Regions from separate parts of the Homo sapiens genome. Here regions 2, 3, 4 and 5 are each linked to region 1. A link is an interaction called in ENCODE POLR2A ChIA-PET data of the cell type or tissue named here. Cell type or tissue: K562. All regions are shown on one strand. Region 1 overlaps FAXDC2 (fatty acid hydroxylase domain containing 2). Region 2 has its middle 32 kb from the start of MIR1303. Region 3 overlaps GEMIN5 (gem nuclear organelle associated protein 5). Region 4 overlaps LARP1 (La ribonucleoprotein 1, translational regulator). Region 5 overlaps GALNT10 (polypeptide N-acetylgalactosaminyltransferase 10).

The links. Peaks named below come from ENCODE experiments on the same cell type or tissue, not always from the same donor. Only the 100,000 strongest peaks of a DNase experiment are listed, where the experiment ranks them.
Region 2: POLR2A ChIA-PET joins it to region 1 with 6 read pairs; 7 of 35 experiments call an interaction of 5 or more read pairs at or near these places.
Region 3: POLR2A ChIA-PET joins it to region 1 with 6 read pairs; 5 of 35 experiments call an interaction of 5 or more read pairs at or near these places.
Region 4: POLR2A ChIA-PET joins it to region 1 with 6 read pairs; 11 of 35 experiments call an interaction of 5 or more read pairs at or near these places.
Region 5: POLR2A ChIA-PET joins it to region 1 with 5 read pairs; 1 of 35 experiments calls an interaction of 5 or more read pairs at or near these places.

Annotation. Positions count from the first base shown.
Region 1 is chr5:154,833,082-154,837,081 of GRCh38, forward strand. FAXDC2 (fatty acid hydroxylase domain containing 2) reads right to left here. Exons shown (of 9, transcript NM_032385.5): 3 at 1,762-1,853; 4 at 1,544-1,647. Among named protein-coding and RNA genes, the nearest start is that of MIR378H, 5.6 kb to the left of the region's middle. In K562, no CTCF peak of the experiment used is centred here; a DNase peak (open chromatin) is centred at 2,020; H3K4me3 peaks cover 918 bases.
Region 2 is chr5:154,652,259-154,656,258 of GRCh38, forward strand. No RefSeq gene overlaps it. Among named protein-coding and RNA genes, the nearest start is that of MIR1303, 32 kb to the right of the region's middle. RefSeq lists an enhancer at 1,211-1,505, a silencer at 1,211-1,505 and a cis regulatory region at 1,367-2,163. In K562, CTCF peaks have their summits at 671 and 1,865; DNase peaks (open chromatin) are centred at 893, 1,853 and 2,824; H3K4me3 peaks cover 147 bases.
Region 3 is chr5:154,907,182-154,911,181 of GRCh38, forward strand. It overlaps GEMIN5 (gem nuclear organelle associated protein 5), which reads right to left. Exons shown (of 28, transcript NM_015465.5): 16 at 410-637. Among named protein-coding and RNA genes, the nearest start is that of GEMIN5, 29 kb to the right of the region's middle. RefSeq lists an enhancer at 1,156-1,655. In K562, no CTCF peak of the experiment used is centred here; no DNase peak of the experiment used is centred here.
Region 4 is chr5:154,761,427-154,765,426 of GRCh38, forward strand. All of the region lies in intron 1 of LARP1 (La ribonucleoprotein 1, translational regulator), which reads left to right. Among named protein-coding and RNA genes, the nearest start is that of LARP1, 8.0 kb to the left of the region's middle. In K562, no CTCF peak of the experiment used is centred here; no DNase peak of the experiment used is centred here.
Region 5 is chr5:154,385,107-154,389,106 of GRCh38, forward strand. GALNT10 (polypeptide N-acetylgalactosaminyltransferase 10) reads left to right here. Exons shown (of 12, transcript NM_198321.4): 7 at 1,207-1,324. Among named protein-coding and RNA genes, the nearest start is that of MIR1294, 40 kb to the left of the region's middle. In K562, no CTCF peak of the experiment used is centred here; a DNase peak (open chromatin) is centred at 3,965.

The sequences.
Region 1 (4,000 bases):
GCTGGAGTGCAGTGGTGCTATCTCAGCTCACTGCAACCTCCACCTCCTGAGTTCAAGCGATGCTTGTGCCTCAGCCTCCTGAGTAGCTGGGATTACAGGCACGCACCACCACGCCTGGCTCATTTTTTGTACTTTTAGTAGAGACAGGTTTCACTATGTTGGCCAGGCTGGTCTTGAATTCCTGGCCTCAAGTGATCTGCCTGCCTCAGCCTCCCAAAGTGCTGGGATTACAGGTGTGAGCCACTAATCTTGGCCTATCTTAATTTTTGTTTTTTTTTTTTTGAGACAGAGTCGTGCCCTATTGCCCAGGCTGGAGTGCAGTGGCACCATCTCGGCTCACTGCAACCTCTGCCTCCCAGGTTCAAGCAATTCTCATGCCTCAGCCTCCTGAGTAGTTGAGATTACAGGCACGCACCACCACACCCAGCTAATTTGTGTGTGTGTGTGTTTTTAGTGAAAAAGGGATTTTGCCATATTGGCCAGGCTGGTCTCGAACCCCTGACTTCAAGTGATCCACCTGCCTTGGCCTCCCAAAGTGTTGGGATTACAGGCGTGAGCCACTGTGCCCAGCCCCATCTTAAATATTTCTTTCTTTCTTTTTTTTTTGAGACGAAGTTTCACACTGTCGCCCAGCTGGAGTGCAGTGTCATGATCTTGGCTCACTGCAACCCGCCTCCCAGGTTCAAGTGATTCTCCCTGCCTCAGCCTCCCAAGTAGCTGGGATTACAGGAGCCTGCCACCATGCCCAGCTAATTTTTTTGTATTTTTAGTAGAAACGAGGCTTCACTATGTTGGCCAGGTTGGTCTCAAACTCCTGACCTCGTGATCCACCTGCCTCAGCCTCCCAAGGTGCTAGGATTACAGGCGTCAGCCACCACGCCTGGCCTCCCATCTTAAATATTTCTATATCCTCGATACAAGTGTAGCACATAGTAACATTATATATTATATGTCATATTAATAATATAAATAAATGTATATTATATATAATATATATTAAATAAATTGTATATAATTATTATTTGAGTGAATGTATGATCGAGGACATTCACTATTATAGATAATGCTGTTATAAATATCTATGTTTACATGGCTTTTCCTTCCATCTATTTACTTAGGCTTGTTTGGAGCCATTGAAGCTGTCAGTAAATATTTATTGACTGGCCACTTGCTGTCAAGCACTGACTGTACCAGGTACAGGGTACATAGTCTCAGACAAGACAGGGCAGCTCTCTGTGCTTGTGGAATTAAGTGTAGAAACAGGATTATTGCTCTAAATGTGCATTCATTTTTACATAAAATATTTCTTATTTTTCTATATTTTGGGAGGAGTCTTAACTTCTCAGCTTCTTTTTTTAGACATCCTGTTTTCAGACTGCCCACAAGTTTAGTATTCTTTGGGACTACCACTTTTTTGAAGTTCAAGTCCTCATCCCTTGGAATAATAAACTGAAAAGTCCCAAAGTAGAGAACAAAACAACAAAAAGAATTAAGTTATAATCATGCACCCACATGCTAGGTGCTGGTGGTCTGGGAACCTCACCTATAAAGAAGAGGATCCACTCCTTCCCTTCAAATGTAGTCAGCAGCCTCTCCCACTGGGCTTGCCAAAAGTAGCCAGAAGCACCCCAAAATCTCTGAAGATGCCTTGGAAAAAAAACCAGGTTTCTGGGTGAAGACTAGTGGGTGGACAGCTCCTTCCCCTATGCTCTGCCCCCGACCACCACCACACTGCACCCTAGCTGGGTGGAGCCGACTTACCATGTCACTGAGTTCCAGAAGGCCACAAATGAGAGAAGTCCAGAGCCCAGGATGAAAGCTGTCCTCCTCATAGAGCCCCAGATGTGTCCCTCCTGGAGGAGGGCAGGGAAGTGTCAGACCCCAGCAAGCCTCCTGCCTTTACACCCAGCTCACTGCTGAGGCACAGCGGGAGTGCTGTAGGATCAGCATCTCAACCAACCAGGAAGGCACATCTGCGTTTTCCAGCTGGCCTTTTCCAGCTTCTGTGGGAGCCTCTTCCTTATCAGGAGCTCTCAGGCTGTACATGGGTGTGTTTATGAAAATTAGAGCTCAAGTTGGGGGAGGGAAGGGAATTAGCCTGACTCCAGAGAAACTAGCAGGCAATTCTGTCAGTCAGAGGACAGGCGAGCCTCTATCAGCCATAGGATTTCATCACCAGTCCTCTTGGCAAATGGAGATACCCATTATCTACACATTGAAATCACCTGGGAGCTTAAAAAAAGTCCCAATACCCAGGGTCCCCTCCAATCCAATTACATAAAGAGTCCCTGGGGGTGGGACCTGGGCTCCCCAGTTAATTCCAATGGGCAGGCAAGGTTGAGATAGTCATCATAGCAGCATCTGCCAAAACCATGATGAGGAAATCCTTTCCCAGTCATACAGGCTTCACTGTGTGCATAGGCCAGGCCCATTTCTTCCATCCCTACCCTCCTCTTATTTTAGAAGGAAAGAGTGAATTGTACACGTTTTCTGACTTTTTTTGTTTTTTTGTTTTTTGAGACAGAGTCTCGCTCTGTCGCCCAGGCTGGAGTGCAGTGGCACGATCTTGGCTCACTGCCAGCTCCGCCTCCCGGGTTCATGCCATTCTCCTGCCTCAGACTCTGGAGTAGCTGGGACTACAGGAGCCCGCCACCACACCCGGCTAATTTTTTTGTATTTTTAATAGAGACGGGGTTTCACTGTGTTAGCCAGGATGGTCTCCATCTCCTGACCTTGTGATCTGCCCGCCTCAGCCTCCCTAAGTGCTGGGATTACAGGAGTGAGCCACCGCGCCCGGCCGACTTTTTTTTTTTTTTTTTTTTTTTTTTTTTTGAGGCAGTGTTGCTCTGTCACCCAGGCTGGAGTGAAGCACCATCTTGGCTCACTGCAACCTCCGCCTCCAGGGTTCAAGTGATTCTCCTGCCCCAGCTTCCTGAGTAGCTGGGATTACAGGCACCTGCCACCATGCCCACCTAATGTTTGTATTTTTAGTAGCGAAGTTAGCTGGGGTTTTGCCATGTTGGCCAGGCTGGCCTAGAACTCTAAACCTCAAGCAATTCACCTGCCCCATCCTCCCAAAGTGCTGGGATTACAGGCACAAGCCACTGTGCCCGGCCACTTTCTGACTTTTAATAACCCCTCTCTGCCTTCCAGCAAGATTAGCCCAGGCTCCCAGCTGGACAAGACGACTAGCCATTCTGAGGGTCAAGGAGAGACCACTGGAAATCACTGAGAGGTCCTTGTATATTCTCCTCCAAAAGGTTCTCCTCTAAACCAGAAGTCATTGTGAGCTCGATGACCAAACAATGCCCCAGATTCAGAGAGGGAAAACACCAGCTGCCAGGTGTATCACCAATTTCCGTTGTACGACAGACAGGAATTACAGATGACCCACTCATATCCCGTTTCTAAACTCAGACGGGGTCTGCTCATATTCTTTCATAGGAAAGAACTGGAGGTGGTGGTCCCTACCCTGTGTGTGCCTGGGGCTCATCTGCAATTAGCTAATGGGGCCATGTACAGGGTGTCAGAGGGGATGTTGGAGGAGCTGATCTAATAGGACACTACTTTTTTACTTTTTTTTTTAATTGAGACAGTCTTACTGTGTTGCCCAGGCTGGAGTGCAGTGGTGCAGTCTCGGCTCACTGCAATCTCCACCTTCCAAGTTCAAGCGATTCTTGCCTCCCAAGTTCAAGCAATTCTCCTGCCTTAGCCTCCGGAGTAGCTGGGATTGCAGGTGCCTGCCACCAAGCCCGGCTAAATTTTGGATTTTTAGTAGAGATGGGGTTTCGCCATGTTGGCAAGGCTGGTCTTGAACTCCTGACCTCAGGTGATCTGCCTGTCTCAGCATCCCAAAATGCTGGGATTACAAGCATGTGCCACTACACCTGGCCAGGACACTACATTTTAATCCAGACTTTCAAGATCTGAGGAAACATTGTTTTAATTCACCCCTTCTAAGCAATCTGAATCTGCACTGAACTGTTTCTTCTCAGCATTA
Region 2 (4,000 bases), 180 kb before region 1:
AAAGTCCAGGTGAGGTGGCTCACGCCTATAATCCCAGCACTTTGGGAGGCCAAGGCAGGAGGATCACGAGGTCAGGAGTTTGAGACTAGCCTGACCAACATGGTGAAACCCTGTCTCTACTAAAAATATGAAAATTAGCCAGGCATGGTGGCACGTACCTGTAATCCCAGTTACCCAGGAGGCTGAGGCAGGAGAATCACTTGAGCCCGGGAGGTGGAGATTGCAAGTGAGCCGAGATCATGCCATCGCACTCCAGCCTGGGCAACAGAGTGAGACTCTGTCTCCAAAAAAAAAAAAAAAAAAAAAAAGAGTTTGCATGGCCAGGCTGGGTGCCATGGCTCATGCCTGTAATCCCAGCACTCTGGGAGGCCGAGGCGGGTAGATAACCTGAAGTCAGGAGTTCAAGACCAGCCTGGGCAACATGCTGAAACCCCCTCTCTACTAAAAATACAAAAATTAGCTGGACATGGTGGCACACACCTGCAATCCCAGCTACTCGGGAGGCTGAGGCAAGAGAATCGCTTGAACCCAGGAGGTGGAGGTTGCAGTGAGCTGAGATCTGGCCACTTTACTCCAGCCTGGGTAACAAAATGTTACTCCATCTCAGGAAAAAAAAAAAAAAAAAAAAAAAAAAAGAGTCTGCATGGCCAAGACAGTCTCTAGGGGGAGAGAGGAGTGAAGAAAATGTCTCAGGTCCTTTCCCGGCAGAGATCCCAGCTGAGTGTACCCCCCTCTGTCTGTGCCTGGGGCACACACACATTGCCACTTTTAAGGTTTTACTGTGCAAGCCCCATCATCACAATCTGACTAGAAGCCCCCTAAGTTACTACTGTGCTTTCACTGACATGAGAATTGTGCATGATTCATCCTGTAGGGCAGCGTGGATGGGGAAGGACTGGCCCACTGCCAGGGGGTGGGGAGGGTCACTTCTACTCCCCTGACACCATGCCACACCTTAGCTCATTGATTCCTCACTGTCCCTATCAGGTAAGAGCTATGATTTTCCCCATTTTACAGATGAGGAAACTGAGGCTTAGGGACGTGGAAGCACCCATTGGCATAAAAAGCATGGCATAGTGGGCAGTGCAGACCCAGGATAAGGTCAGAAAAACCAAACTAACTGGCATGGGGGGGTTGGAGGCACTCCTAGACCCACAAGGGATGCAGAAGCACCCCAGGCAGGGCCCAGAGGCGCCAGGTAGGACCCACAGCAGTGAGGCTGGCAAGGGTTTTCCCAGAGAGGGCAACCTGGGTGTTCTTGCCCCACCTCTCCTGGGGCTGCCGGTCCTGCCCCCAGGAACATGTTATCTGTGTCCTGGGGACAAAGCTGCAGATTCTCACCAGCTGAGGCCTTCCTGGCAGGTGGCGTCCAACCTTTGGACATGTAAACAGCCTTGGCCTGACCAGGGGTGGCCCAGCTTGGCCTTGGGGCCTGCAGACCTGTGCATGCCCAGGCAGGTGTGTGTGAATATGTTTAGGGCCATAAGGGTGTGTTTGGGTCTCCACACATCCACTTGGGATTGGATCTGGGGGCCAAGGACATCTCATTCATCTTGCTACCTCCCCATACCCTGGGGAATCCCCAGGTTACTTCCTAAAAGAGGACCAGGCTGGAACCAAGAAATCCCAGAAGAACCTGAGGACCAGAGAGGGGCTGACATGTGCCTAGGACCACACAGCAGACAGAGCCAGGTCCATAAATCGCTCTGCTGCAGACCCTGACCCTGCTGGTCCTACTGCCTCCCACCCACCACCTGCAGCTCCTCTTATCTCTGGGGCCCTGGAGCCTGCTGATTCCTGGGACAGGGCCCACCCTCCCTGGGGGGACCAGATGGACGGGACTGCAGGGCCTGCTCAGGCCTGATAAGGGACTTGGCTCAGGCCTTTATCAGTGGGACTTGGGGCTCCCGACAGGCATGTGTCCCCGTTTGGGAGAGGAAGCTGTGAAGAGAGGGTGCCCAGCCCCTGAGCAAAAGAGATAAAGGACAGAGACTTTTTAAAATACTTTTCTTTTTGTTTTTTAATCTGTATTGCTTTCTCTGATTACAAAGGCAATTCAGGCATGTTACAATTAATTAGAACATAACAAAAATAGACAGTATGGAAAGTGAAAGTGCCTGTAAATCTGCCTTCAGACATAATCCCCAGGCCTGGTTTGGGGTCATTTCTCCAGATTTCTTTCTACACATAAACATGGTCAATTAATTAATGAATTGGAATCATATAGAGCACAGTGTGGTGGCTCCTAGTGTGTCCCAGGTCCCAGTCATGTGGCTCCTCAGCTTCAAACCCAGACACATTACTTAATCTCTCTGAGCCTCAGTTTTCTCGTCTATAAAACCTCGCACGGATATTGTCGAGAGTAAAGAAAATTACACATGCCGGGCACTTCATGGACCTACACCCAGCTCAGTGAGCTCTTGATAAATGGCAACGTCACCAGTGTCATCACACAACCTGCCTTTATTTTTCACTTAACAACCTAATGTGTGTTTTTCTTTTAATTACAAAAAAAAAAAACAAAAAAAAAAACAAAAAAACAAGGACATCTTTCTATATTAGTGCCTAGAGATGTAGTAAACTCCTTTTGACAAATTCAGAACTTTCCTTGTATGGGTGAATCATCATTTTTTAAAAAATCAACTCTATTGCAGTATACTTTACATACAATCAAATGCACCCAGAAAATAGCACAGTTGAATGAGCTTTGGAAAATTATTTGGCCATGTAACCACTGCTACAGTGAAGTCTGGAACATTTCCGTTGTCCGGAAGATTCCTTCATTCCCCTTTGCAATTAATCTCCTGCCCCCACACCCAGACCCAGGCAACCACTGAACTGTTTCCTGTCCCTGTAGTGTAGATTTCCCTTTTGTAGAATATCGTAAATGAAATCACACAGCATGTGCCCTCTCGGGGAAGGCTTCGTCCACTTGGCATAATGCTTTTGAGATTTCTCCATGTTGTTGCTGTCGGGTCACCAGTAGCTCATGGCTTTGCTGTGCTAAAGAGTGCCCCATTGCAGGACATGCGATCTGTATCCCTTCACCTGCTGGGGGACATTTGGATGGTTTCCAGTGTAGGGCTACAAATCTCCTATTTTTAGAACCCCAATGAGGAAGGACATCAAGACTGTTTCTAGGCCGGGTGCGGTGGCTCACACCTATGATCCCAGCACTTTGGGAGGCCAAGGTGGGCGGCTCGCCTGAGGTGAGGAGGTCGAGACCAGCATAGCCAACATGGTGAAACCCTGTCTCTACTAAAAATACAAAAAAATTAGCCAGGTGTGGTGGGCACCTGTCATCCCAGCTACTCAAGAGGCTGAGGCAGGAGAATCGCTTGAACCTGGGAGGCAGAGGTTGCAGTGAGCCGAGATCGCGCCACCGTACTCCAGCCTGAGCGACAGAGCAAGGTTCCATCATAAAAAAGAAAATAAATTAAAAAAAGAAAAACAGACTGTTTCTAAATGTTTATTGTTAGCTTATAAAAAAAATACTGCAATCACTGGCTATGCAAATTTGCATGGACATTTTGTGGGAGGAGTGTCATGACACTAGAGGTACAACAGAAAAAAAAATTTTTTTTTTTTTGGCAGATCCAATTCTTTCTGAAGAAACAATTTTTTAAAGATTCTCCGCCGGGCACGGTGGCTCACGCCTGTAATCCCAGCACTTTGGGAGGCCAAGGTGGGTGGATCACGTGAGGTCAGGAGTTCGAGACCAGCCTGGCCAACATGGTGAAACCCCGTCTCTACGAAAAATATAAAAACTAGCCAGGCGTGGTGGTGGGCACCTCTAATCCCAGCTACTCGAGAGGCTGAGGCAGGAGAATTGCTTGAACCCAGGAGACGGAGGTTGCAGTGAGCTGACACAGTGCCACTGTACTCCAGCCTTGGTGACAGAGTGAGACTCCATCTTAAAAAAAAAAAAAAAAAAAAAAAGATTCTCCTTGGCCAGCCTGGCATGGTGGCTCACTCCTGTAATCCCAGCACTTTGGGAGGC
Region 3 (4,000 bases), 74 kb after region 1:
AGTTCCCACAGTGGTGGTAGCTTCTAGGTCAGACATTTGTAAGGGACAGTAGTTTCTTTCACCAAATGTGGCTACTGATGTCATACTGTTAAAACTTTTCCCATGTAAGTTCCTATGTACACAACTGACCCAGCTTCGCTTCGTCCCACGGTTTTACCTTGCCCAAGTTGAATAAGAAGTTTTCTCTGTAGAACTTTACTATTTCCACCACAAACATCCACTAGAACCCCTTTAAAACTTCAAAGATGTTTATTTTAGAGACTTGAATAAAGCTTAACAAAAAAAACTAATGCTGTTTCCAAGAGTTGGAAAAATGGGAACAGCGAAGTTTCAAACTGAGTAAGGACCTAGCTTAGTTTCCCAGACACGACCATGAAATCCTAGTGATACACAGGATTCTGCCACATACCCGCTGGAGCAAGGCCACAGGGTAATTCCGGCTCCCGTGCTTGCTCCTCCCCTTCTTGGTCTGACACACCATTCTCAACAGGTCCTGAGTTCTCCTTCATGCTTTCTTCTTCATTTCCATCAATCGATTCCAGCTTTACAGGAGTTCTCAAGGTGGGCTTTTTCTTCTTTTTGGGCTTTGCCTTAGGTTGAGAGAGCCGTTTTTTCTCCAATTCAATACTTTTTTTGCCTACAAGAATCACAATAAAGGACTGACTAAAGTATACATTCTTGGTTAAAAGCACTCTAGGTGGTAAACTCCAATATCTCATTCCTCTTTAATAGCATTTTTACCCATTCCCTTTCTTCTCAATGAACTTTTAGAATTATATTATCACAATATTAACCAAACCCTTTTGAAATTTCATTAAATCATAAACATGATGCCCAATAACACCCAAATATTTTAGTGTGTGTCTTATGAACAGGACATGCTCCGACGTCACCATAGTACAACCATGGAAATCAGGAAATTAACACGATTCACTACTGCCACCTACTCCATACTCTCTATTTAAGTTCTGCCAATTTTACCCAGATGTCCTTTTTTTTTTTTTTTTTTTTTTTTTTGGAGATGGTTTCGCTCTTCTTGCCCCGGCGGGAGTGCAATGGCGAGATCTCAGCTCACCGCAACTTCTGCCTCCCAGGTTCAAGCGATTCTCCTGCTTCAGCCTCCTGAGTAGCTGGGATTACAGGCACGCACAACCACGCCCAGCTAATTTTTGTATTTTCAGTAGAGACGGGGTTTCACCATGTTGGTCAGGCTGGTCTCAAACTCCTGACCTCAGGTGATCTGCCTGCCTCGGCCTCCCAAAGTGCTGGGATTACAGGCATGAGCCACCACGCCCGGCCTACCCAGATGTCTTTTATAGCAAAAGGAATCAATCCAGGATCACATGGTACATTTGGTTGCCATGCCTTTCTGGTTCCCTTCAGCCTGGAACAGTTAGTTGCATGGTTTTCCTTTGACTTTCATAATCTGAAACTTCTGAAGATTACAAGACAGTTATTTTGTCCAATTTCCCTCAATTTAGGTCTGCCAGATGTTTTTCATGACTAGATTTAGGGTATGCATCTTTAGCTGGAATGCACATTAGTGCTGCTGTGTTCATGCAGGGCAATCTATGAGGTAGCAGCTAATTTTTATTCGTCCCATTTGGTTTACTTTGATCACCTGATTAAGGGTGTGTCTTGCAAGTTACTCCCTAAAAGGGTATTTCCCCTGTTTAACTACTAAGTATTTGCATCTACTAGTTTTTGTATTCACTGATGTTTCTTGATTAAAAATTGTTACTATGATGACTGCCAAATGGTGAGTTTGTTTTTTCTTTTTTTCTCTTTTTTGAGACAGGTTCTTGCTCTGTTGTCTGGGCTGGAGTGCGGTGGCAGAATCTCCGTTCACGGCAGCCTTACTTGACCTTCCAGGCTCAAGCAATCCTCCTGCCTCAGCCTCTTGAATAGCTGGGACTACAGGTGTGCGACACCATGCCTGGGTAATTTTTGTATTTTTTTTTTTTTTTTTTTTTGTAGAGATGGGGTTTTGTCATGTTGGCCAGGCTGGTATCAAACACCTGGGCTCAAGTGATCAGCTCGCCTCCCAAAGTACTGGGATTACAGGCGTGAGCTACTGTGCCTGGCCCACAAGGTGAACTTCTAATTCCAGGATTTCACTCTACATTCTACCACAAGGAAGAGCTTGGCATCTAGTTGGCATCCTACCACAAGGAAGAGCTTGTGCTTCTCCCCATTTATTTATTATATCGGTCTGGACTCATGAATTCTTCCATTACTGTTACATTTACATTTTTAAGGTTTCTATATTTACATTTTAAGGTTTTTATCCTTTGCTTACTTTAAAATCATCTTTACTGAGGGGTAATATAATAAAATACACCAATTTTTAAATACTTTGGTACAAAGTACCTACCACCACCACAATTACTTTTGTACTAATCTAATATTTCCACCAAGCCTCTTTGTAGTAAGATATACCCCCTGCTTGAGCCCTAGGCAATCACTAATTTGCTCTCACTGTGGTTTAGTTTTGCCTGTTGAAGAATTTCACATACACCGGGCGCAGTGGCTCATGCCTATAATCCCAGCACTTTGGGAGGCTGAGGCGGGCAGATCATCTGAGGTCAAGAGTTCAATACCAGCCTAGCCAACATGGTGAATCCCTGTCTCTACTAAAAACACAAACAATTAGCTGGGTGTGAGGCACGCACCTATAGTCACAGCTACTCAAAAGGCTGAGGCAGGAGAATTGTTTGAACCTGTGGGGCAGAGGTTGTAGTGAGCCGAGAGTGCACCACTGCACTCTGGCCTGGGTGACAGAGTAAGACTCCGTTTCAAGAAAAAAAAAAAAGAATTTCACATAAACAGAATTAGACAGTATGTAGTCTTTTGTGCCTGGCTGCTTCTGCTTGGCATAATGTTTTTCTAGATTCATCCATTTTGTTCTTTATCAGTTGTTACCTTCTTTTTATTGTGGAATAGAAGCCTACTGTAAGGATATACCACAATTAATTCATTTATCTGATGATGGACATTTGGATTGTTACCAGTTTTTGGTGATCACAGATAAAGCTACTATGAGCATTCTTTTACAAGTCTTTATGTGGACACATCATTTCATTTCTTTGGGTGTAAATTTCTAGTTGTTTAATATATTCTTTCATTTAAAATAAAAAAAAAACTTATTTCACAGAGACAGTGTCCCCCTATGTTGTCCAGGTTAGTCCTGAACTCCTGGGCTCAAGCCATCCTCCTGCCTCGGCATCCCAAAGTGTTGGGATTATAGGAGTGAGCCAGCATGCTTGGCCAATTTTTCCTATTTGCTTTTATTTTGCAGTTCTTGGTAGAAATGGGATCTCGCTCTGTTGCCAGGCTGGTCTCAAACTCCTGGCCTCAAGTGATCCTCTAGCCTTGGCTTCCCAAAGTGCTGGGAATACAGACATGAGCCACTGTGCCCAGCAGTTGCTTAATATATTTTGTCTAGCTTTCTAGTTGCTTATGGCAAGTCTGATACCAATTAATCTTTCTTAGCCAGGAATGGAATTTTCCTCTTACTTTCTCTTTTTTTTGTTTTGAGACGGAGTCTCGCTGTGTCACCCAGGCTGGAGTACAGTGGCGCAATCTCGGCTCACTGCAAGCTCCGCCTCCTGGCTTCACGCCATTCTCCTGCCTCAGCCTCCCGAGTAGCTGGGACTACAGGCACCCGCCAACACGCCCGGGTAATTTTTTGTATTTTTAGTAGAGACAGGGTTTCACCTGTTAGTCAGGATGGTCTCGGATCTCCCGACCTTGTGATCCGCCCATCTCGGCCTCCCAAAGTGCTGGGATTACAGGTGTGAGCCATCGCACCTGGCCTCCTCTTACTTATGTTTAACAGTTGTCCCAGATTTGGTCAGTGGGAACCTCTTCAAGCTGTTTCTTTTGTCCTTTTGACATGTCTCCTGAATTCTTTGAGTACTGCCTTCCTTTCTGGCATAAGAATGTTCCAGGTTCAGTTTGTTCTCTACCTGTCCCAGACTGGAACCAGCCATTTCTCCAA
Region 4 (4,000 bases), 72 kb before region 1:
GAGCACCCATTCTCTTTTCTGGGAGGTGGGCAGGGTGGGAGGAGGAGGAGGAGCAGCCGGCCTGAAACTACAAAACCTCTTTAAGATGGAGAGCTTGGCAGATGGGAGTTCCCCTGTTTGCAAAACCCAAGACAGCTCAAAGGGAGTAATTAGGGTGTTGGGGCCACTGGAGGTTCAGCAGGTGCCTCAGTCCAGACTCAAAAACCTCCCTGGCTGGTCCAGAGTGATCTAAGGGAGTGGCCAGGAGAGAGGATGGCCTTACCTTGCCTGGGATTCAAGAAAGGAAGTAAGTTTTGGTACCTCGCTGGTGAAAACATGGGAAACAGCACATCAATGTGAAGGGAGAAGGTGATGGGATTTAAATTAGAACATGGGCAGGGTACTTCTCTCTGCTCTCACTTTGTGACCTTAGATTGTTTGTCTAACCTGTTTTCCTTATTCACAGAATGGGGCTAATCCCGGTGCTGAGGTTGTTTAGAGCGTCAAATTGCTGTTGAGTATGGGGCAGTACAGTTCATGAATTGAAAAAGTCCTGCTGGGCGCGGGGGTTCACACCTGTAATCCTAGCACTTTGGAAGGCCGAGGCGGGCGGATCATGAGGTCAGGAGTTTTAAGACCAATCTGGCCAGCATAGTGAAACCTCGTCTCTACTAAAAATACAAAAAAATTAGCCAGGCATGGTGGCGTGTGCCTGTAGTCCCAGCTACTCAGGAGGCTGAGGCAGGAGAATTGCTCGAACCGGGGAGGCGGAGGTTGCAGTGAGCTGAGATCGTGCCACTGCACTCCAGCCTGGGTGACAAGAGCAAGACTCCATCTCAAAACAAAACAAAAAAACCAAAAAAACCTCCTACACAGAGGTAAGATGTAAGTTTTTTTTTTTATTTCAGAAGATTGCATTCCAAAGCCAGATATTGGTAATTACTCACTCTGAGGGTTTATCTGTGCCTTTCCGGAACTGAGTGGATAATCAGGAGTTAGCTGAATTTTCAACAAGGGCTATTTGTGGTAGTTACCAGGGGCAAGTGGCCAACTTCACATGGCTAATAGCCTGGGATGTCTTCCTGAAGGATGTTCCCAGAATCAAGGACAGTCCTAGTGTGGCACCTTTTTTTTCTTGGCTGAACCTTTAGACTGGCAAAGCCCTAGGTGTGGGGAGGGGAGGATTGTGGGTCTTCATAGATGAATTTTGTAAAGCCAGCTTGGTAGATCTGTCATATATGGCATGGGACTTCTCCATCTCAGTTTGATGTGCTGTTAGTAAACCTAGATGATTCCTCCATGACAGGCCTTGTTTACAGGCCACTTTGTAATTATTCTCCAAACTAGTGGTAACCACCTTACTCTCAAGACATACATTCCAGCCACTCAAAGTTGCCTTTTTCTTTGCCTTAGAATGGAGTTGCAAGCTTCTCAGAGGAAATTAAGTCCCACAGTAGCCAGGAGCCATCTAGATAAATGATCTGATAGAGATAGGGCTCTGTATGGTTTTTGCTCTGCTTTTCACTTAAACTAATTTATTTAGGCTCTTGATAATTCAGAGATAAGTAATAGTACTGGAATAGTCACCATTTACTGCATTTACTGAGTGTCTCACCTGTTCTAGCCCAAGTGATCTGCTGAGCAGATGCTTTTTTTTTTTTTTTTTTCTTTTTTTGAGAAAGAGTTTCTCTCGTTGCCCAGGCTGGAGTGCAGTGCACGATCTCAGCTCACCGCAACCTATGCCTCCTGGGTTCAAGCGATTCTCCTGCCTCAGCCTCCCAAGTAGCTGGGATTACAGCCATGCACCACCACGCCTGGCTAATTTTTTGTATTTTTACTAGAGATGGGGTTTCTTCATGTTGGTCGGGTTGGTCTCGAACTCCTGACCTCAGGTGATCTGCCCACTTCGGCCTCCCAAAGTGCTGGGATTACAGATGTTAGCCACCGCGCCTGGCCCAGCAGATGCTCTTTTTATTCCCACTTCACAGATGAGGAAAGTGAGACTCAGGAGACGTTTAGCAACTCTGTCCTTCTAATTGCTCAGACTAAAGACCTTAAGATCATCCTTGCCACCTCTGTTTTTTTTTTTCTGGCTGGTTGCAGTGGCTCACACCTGTAATCCCAGCACTTTGGGAGACCGAGATGGTAGGATCATGTGAGCCCAGGAGTTCAAGGCTGCAAGTGAGCTGTGATTGTGCCACAGTACTCCAGCCTGGGCGACAGAGTGAGACCCTGTCTCTAAAAAGTAAATGTCTTTTTGTGACCCCACATGTAATGTACTAGTACATCCTTTGACAATTAAACACTGTGTCCTGGCCGGGCACAGTGCCTCATGCCTGTAACCCCAGCACTTTGGGTGGGAGGCCAAGGTGGGCAGATTGCTTGAGCCTGGAAGTTTGAGACCAGTCTGGGTAACATAGGGATACCCCATCTCTTACAAAAAAAAAAAAGTACAAAAATTAGTCGAGCATGGTGGTGCGTGCCTGTAATCCCAGCTCCTGGGGAGGCTGAGGTGGGAGGATCACTTGAGCCTTGGGAGGTAAAGGCTGCAGTGAAAGATGAGTGTGTCACTGCACTCCAGCCTGGGCAACAGAGCAGGACTGTCTCAAAAAGAAAAAGCTGCCTGGGTGCGGTGGTTCACGCCTGTAATCCCAGCACTTTGGGAGGCCGAGGCAGGTGGATCACCTGAGGTCAGGAGTTCAAGACCAGCCTGGCCAACACAGTGAAACCCTGCCTCTACTAAACATACAAAAATTAGCTGGGCGTGGTGGCATGCGCCTGTAATCCCCAGCTACTCGGGAGGCTGAGGCAGGAGAATCGCTTGAACCTGGGAGGCAGAGGTTGCAGTGAGCTGAGATTGCACCATTGCACTCCAGCCTGGGTGACAGAGCAAGACTTCATCTCAAAAAAAAAAAAAAAGCTGCATCCAGGTTGGGTGTGGGGGCTTATACCAGTCATCCCAGCACTTTGGGAGGATCACTTGAGCGCAGGAGTTCAAGACCAGCCTGGGCAACATAGTGAGAGACCCCATCTCTTTAAAAAAAAATTAACTGGGTGTGGTGGTGCATTCCTGTGGTCTGAGCTACTCTGGAGGCTGAGGTGGAAGGATTGCTTGAGCCCAGGAGGTCGAGGCTATATTGAGCAAGAGCCACTGCACTCCAGCCTAGGCAATGCAGTGAGACCATGTCTCAAAAAAAAAAAAAAAAAAAAAAAAACTGGCTGGGCGTAGTGGCTCACACCTGTAATCCCAGCACTTTGGGAGGCCGAGGCGGGAGGGTCAGTTGAAGTCAGGAGTTTGAGACCAGCCTAGCCAACATGGTGAAACCCAGTCTCTACCAAAAATACAAAAAGTAGCTGGGCGTCATCGTGCACACCTGTAATCCCAGCTACTTGGGAAGCTGAGGCACAAGAATCGCTTGAACCTGGGAGGCAGAGGTTGCAGTGAGCCGAGATCATGCCACTGCTCTCCAGCCTGGGCAACAGAGCAAGACTCCATCACAAAAAAAAAAAAAAAGAAACAACAAAAAAAACCTATGTCCAGATCTAAATGCTTGTACCGCCTCGTCTCTTGCTGGCCTGGACCATACATCATCATTTCTCATGTAGATTTTTGCAGCAGCCTCTTAACTGGTCTCCTATCACTCCTACTTAAAGCCCTCTGGTAACTTCTTAGCAGAGTAAAATTCAGAGTCCTTAGAGTGTTCTCTAAGACCGCACTTGATCTGGTCTCTGTCCACCTAACCTCTGACCTCATCTTTCATCACTTGCCCCTTCTTCACTCATTCCCTTCCAGCATCAGTCCTCACTTCCTGAAACATGTCATGTACTCTTTGCTTTGGGTCTTATGTTCTGTAGTGCTCTTCCCGCAGATCACTGTGGTGGAAATGCCTTCCCAGACCACCCTATATAGACTAGCAAGTCCTGACCTTGGATTCCCTCTCTCCATCCCTCTTACCCTGCTTCATTTTTCTTCTTAGTTCTCCCCACTGCCCCCCGCCGCCCCAAGGCAGGGTCTGAGTCT
Region 5 (4,000 bases), 450 kb before region 1:
GCTTGCACTTCCAGGGACCAGGAGGGGGAATGGAGGTTGCTGCTGGAATGTTTGGATTTGAGGGTTTGGAGTTTTCCAGTGCATCCAGACAAGGATGCAGCCACTCTGATAGCTTTTCACACAGCAAACGCTGGTTGGCCCCTACCAGGTGCCAGTCTTGTGCGAGATACCCTGGGGGACGCTGACAGTCAGCAGCATGACGTTTCCTCACTTAGCACGGTGCCAGGCGGACTTCCTGTTCCCGTGGGTACTGCATGATTTGTCGTCTCTGTGTCCTTGCTGACGTTTTATCCTCCCCTCAGTGCCTTTCCCTCTCCCAAATTTCCTCTTGTCCAAACCCACTTAAATGCCACCTCCCCTGAGCCTCATTCCTTGACCCTTGCCCCAGCCATCCTCCTTACCCCAAAAGCTGGAAACAGACACACTCCTTTCAGATTCCTGTAATGCTGTCTCTACCTCCCGGAGTCCCTTATGCACCCTCTGTCTTGAGGGGGCTGCCCCACTACACCAACATCTCCTGAAGGACTCTCATTGACCTCGAGATTCTTCCAGCACCTCCCTCACAACTGGCATGGGATGAACAAACTCATTAGAGAATGAATGAATGGAGTTAATCTTATCTCCCAGTTTAACTGAAAAGACAGAGACAGTGGCTTCTTCTGTAAACACCACAGCAGAACAAACGTCCATGCTGGCCTACTGAGTAATAGTTGTCAAAGGAGCATGTTCAAAAACACAGAGCCCTAGGCTGCCTCCCGCAAGGATTGTTTCAGCAGGTCTGAGGTGGGGCCCAGCGAGCTGTATATTTTTTCATCTCTCTAAGAGATTCTACAACACAGACAGGCTTGGAGAGACCCCCAACTTGGACCATTTAACTAGTGAGAGGACTAACATGTACATATTTATGATGCAGCTACAGGGCCCATGTGGACAAAGTACTGTGATTTCATTTCACAAGTACTCTTAGGTGTTAATTGTGTAAAGGAACTTCGGGTCCCATTTGGTTAAAATGTAGCTCTTATGAAAGGAAGTTGTAGGAAAGAAAGGGGGATGCCTGGAAGGGCCTTGGATTCCCTGGAAGACACTTGGACTGTGTTCAGGGAGCAGCATGGAACACCGCCGCTGGGGGAATGGCATTATCGGGCCACATGAGAGCATGTGGCCAGGACATCTGCACCTTCACACCATGTTCTTCTTCTCTGACAGGTCTCCCGTGATGGCCGGTGGACTGTTCGCCGTGGATCGGAAGTGGTTCTGGGAACTCGGCGGGTATGACCCAGGCTTGGAGATCTGGGGAGGGGAGCAGTATGAAATCTCCTTCAAGGTGAGCCAGCTCTCCAGACGCCCCGTTCTTGGCACAGCCTCCTGAGTGCCTGTCCCAGTAGGTGTCTCAGCTTCTGCCTGAGCTTGGAAAGACTGGAGGCCTCAGGGTTCTGTAGCCCTTCTGCCCATCAGGTGAAGAAGACAGGGGCTCATGGGCCACTCTTTGTTGTGGGGTGGGGGGGTGTGGGAGGGAAGGGGAGTACTCTCCAGCTGCCAAAGGCTGGTCCTCACCACAGCTCTGACTGGCATTTGCCTTGTGTCTTCTTAAGATGTTGGAATAAGGTCTTGCTTCTACTCAGATGGCAGGTCTGAGATTGAGATGTCCAGCAAATAAGCAGTGGGCCAGAGAAGCTAGGAAGGCCAAACAGGATACGTAGGCCTAGAGGAGTCCTCTCAGTCACCCCAAGTTTTCCCTTTGTACCTGTTGCTCTAGGAGTTTGACAAAGACCAGTGAGCATAAGCTCCAGTTGTAAAGTTACAAAGGCCTGGATTCAGATCCCAGCTCCATCATCAGGAGCTATCTGACTTTGGGCAAGTTAGATCACCCCCCCGAGCTTTCTTTCCTCATCTGAAATAAGGGAATAATAATACTACCTAGCTTACAGAGCTATCGTGAAGATTAAATGAGATCATGTCTAGAAAGTGCTTAGCATACAACCTGGGAACATGACCAGCAATTAATAATTGGTAGAAATTGTTAAAGTTTCGGTGAGTAAATATTTACTGTAACCTACTTGACCAGCCTATGGACTCTGGAAGCTTTCTGACAGTAGTGGTAAAGGAGTTACTAGTTAACTAATAACTAATTAAGCACCCAAACTTCCAAGGCTACATTCTCCACTTTATTTGTGGGAGTCTGTCTTGTTCTCAAGTGAAAGCTTGGACCTTCTGAGGGGAGGGTTAGCTTGTCCCATGCCCTTGTGGCCTGTCAGAGTCAGCTTCTAACAGCTTAGACCCCTGGCTAAGGCATATCCCCAGCCCACAAGGGACAGATAGCACCATTACTGATCTGACCCCTGTGAACACACAACTCTGATGCCCCCTCATCGGGCCTCAACTTTCAGTGCAAAGGACCATTGTCAGGCACAGTGAATTAAGGCTTTGGTATTGGTGCCAGAGTGCCACGATCAGATCCTAGCTCTGCCGTGTCCTGCCAGCTGTGTGATCTTGGGCAAGGAATCCTCACCTCACTGAGCCTTGGTTTCTACTTCCATAAAGTGGGTTTAATGAAACGTTAATCCTCACAGAGTTGTTGAGAGGATTAAGTGAGACCATGCTTATTAGGTGCTTCTTAATAAATTATCCTAAAGATTATTATCAATACATTAATATTATTATCTGCAACAGTGGTTGAGTAGTTCAGAACTGGAGAACATAAATTCTTGATTAGCCCAAAAAAAAAAAAAACCTACAATTCTTTTGATGTTATTTAGGTTTGAAAAGCAGTTTATATCCTTTTTTTTTCTTTTCTTTTCTTTTGTTTTTTTTTTTTTGAGATGGAGTTTCACTCTGCTGCCCAGGCTGGAGTGCAGTAGTGCGATCTTGGCTCACTGCAGCCTCCACCTCCTGGGTTCAAGTGATTCTCCTGCCTCAGCCTCCTGAGTAGCTGGGACTACAGGCGCCCACCACCACGCCCAGCTAATGTAGAGATAGGGTTTCGACATGTTGACCAGGCTGGTCTTGACCCCCTGACCTCAGGTGATCCACCCACCTCGGCCTTTCAAAGTGCTGGGATTACAGGTGTGAGCCACTGTGCCTGGCCAGTTTATATCTATTTTAACCACCAGAGTTCTGAAGTTGTCTCCCATAAGGAGACCAGCCCCCTAAATAAAATTAATATTCACATAAGGGTAATGTTCAAAATATGTAACAACTGTGATAACACAAGCACATCCAGTCAGAACAGATACCAGCTATAAACAATGGTGCATCCACTCCAGCGTGTAACAAGTGAAGTTCGGTCCTGATCATAGCTAACAGGACAGTGTGCCAAGCCCTTCATACATGCTGACTTGTTTAATCCTCACAACAACCTTAGGAGAGTTGTATCATTATTATACCCGTTTCACCAGGAAGGCAAGCAAAGCTCAGACCAAGGCCTCGCACAGCCGGAAGAAGCAGAACTGGGGCCCAAACGCAGGTCTGCTTGACTCCAAAGCCCACGCTCTGACCTGCTATTTTTGTTGTTGTTTAAATCATACCCAGACTGTTCTGAAAACCTGCCATGTTTTATGGACCTCTGCCTCACCCTTTCTGGGATTTTTTTTTTTTTTTTGCCTCTTCTGGTATTATTCCTAGTTTACTTGGATATTCTGCAATTTCTTAGTTAATGGAATTAATAACAATCTAAGTCGGAAGTGGCAAATAGGGCCAGGAATGGTGGCCGAGATGGGAGGATCTCTTGAGCCTAGGAGTTTGAGACCAGCCTGGACAACACAACACGACCCCATCTCATTAAAAAAAAAAAAAAAAAGAAGGAAAGAAAGAGAGAGAGAGAAGGAGTGGGGAGGGAGAGAGGGAGGGGGAAAGGGAGAGAGAGAGACAGAGAGAGAGACACAGCAAATAGGTTTCTACTCCCTGCCAGGCCAACTCTGATCCATTGGTAGGGGCTGCCCCAGGTGGGTGTTGATATGCATTCTGAGGCTGCTTCCAAGCTTATCAGCAAAGAGTAGTCAGT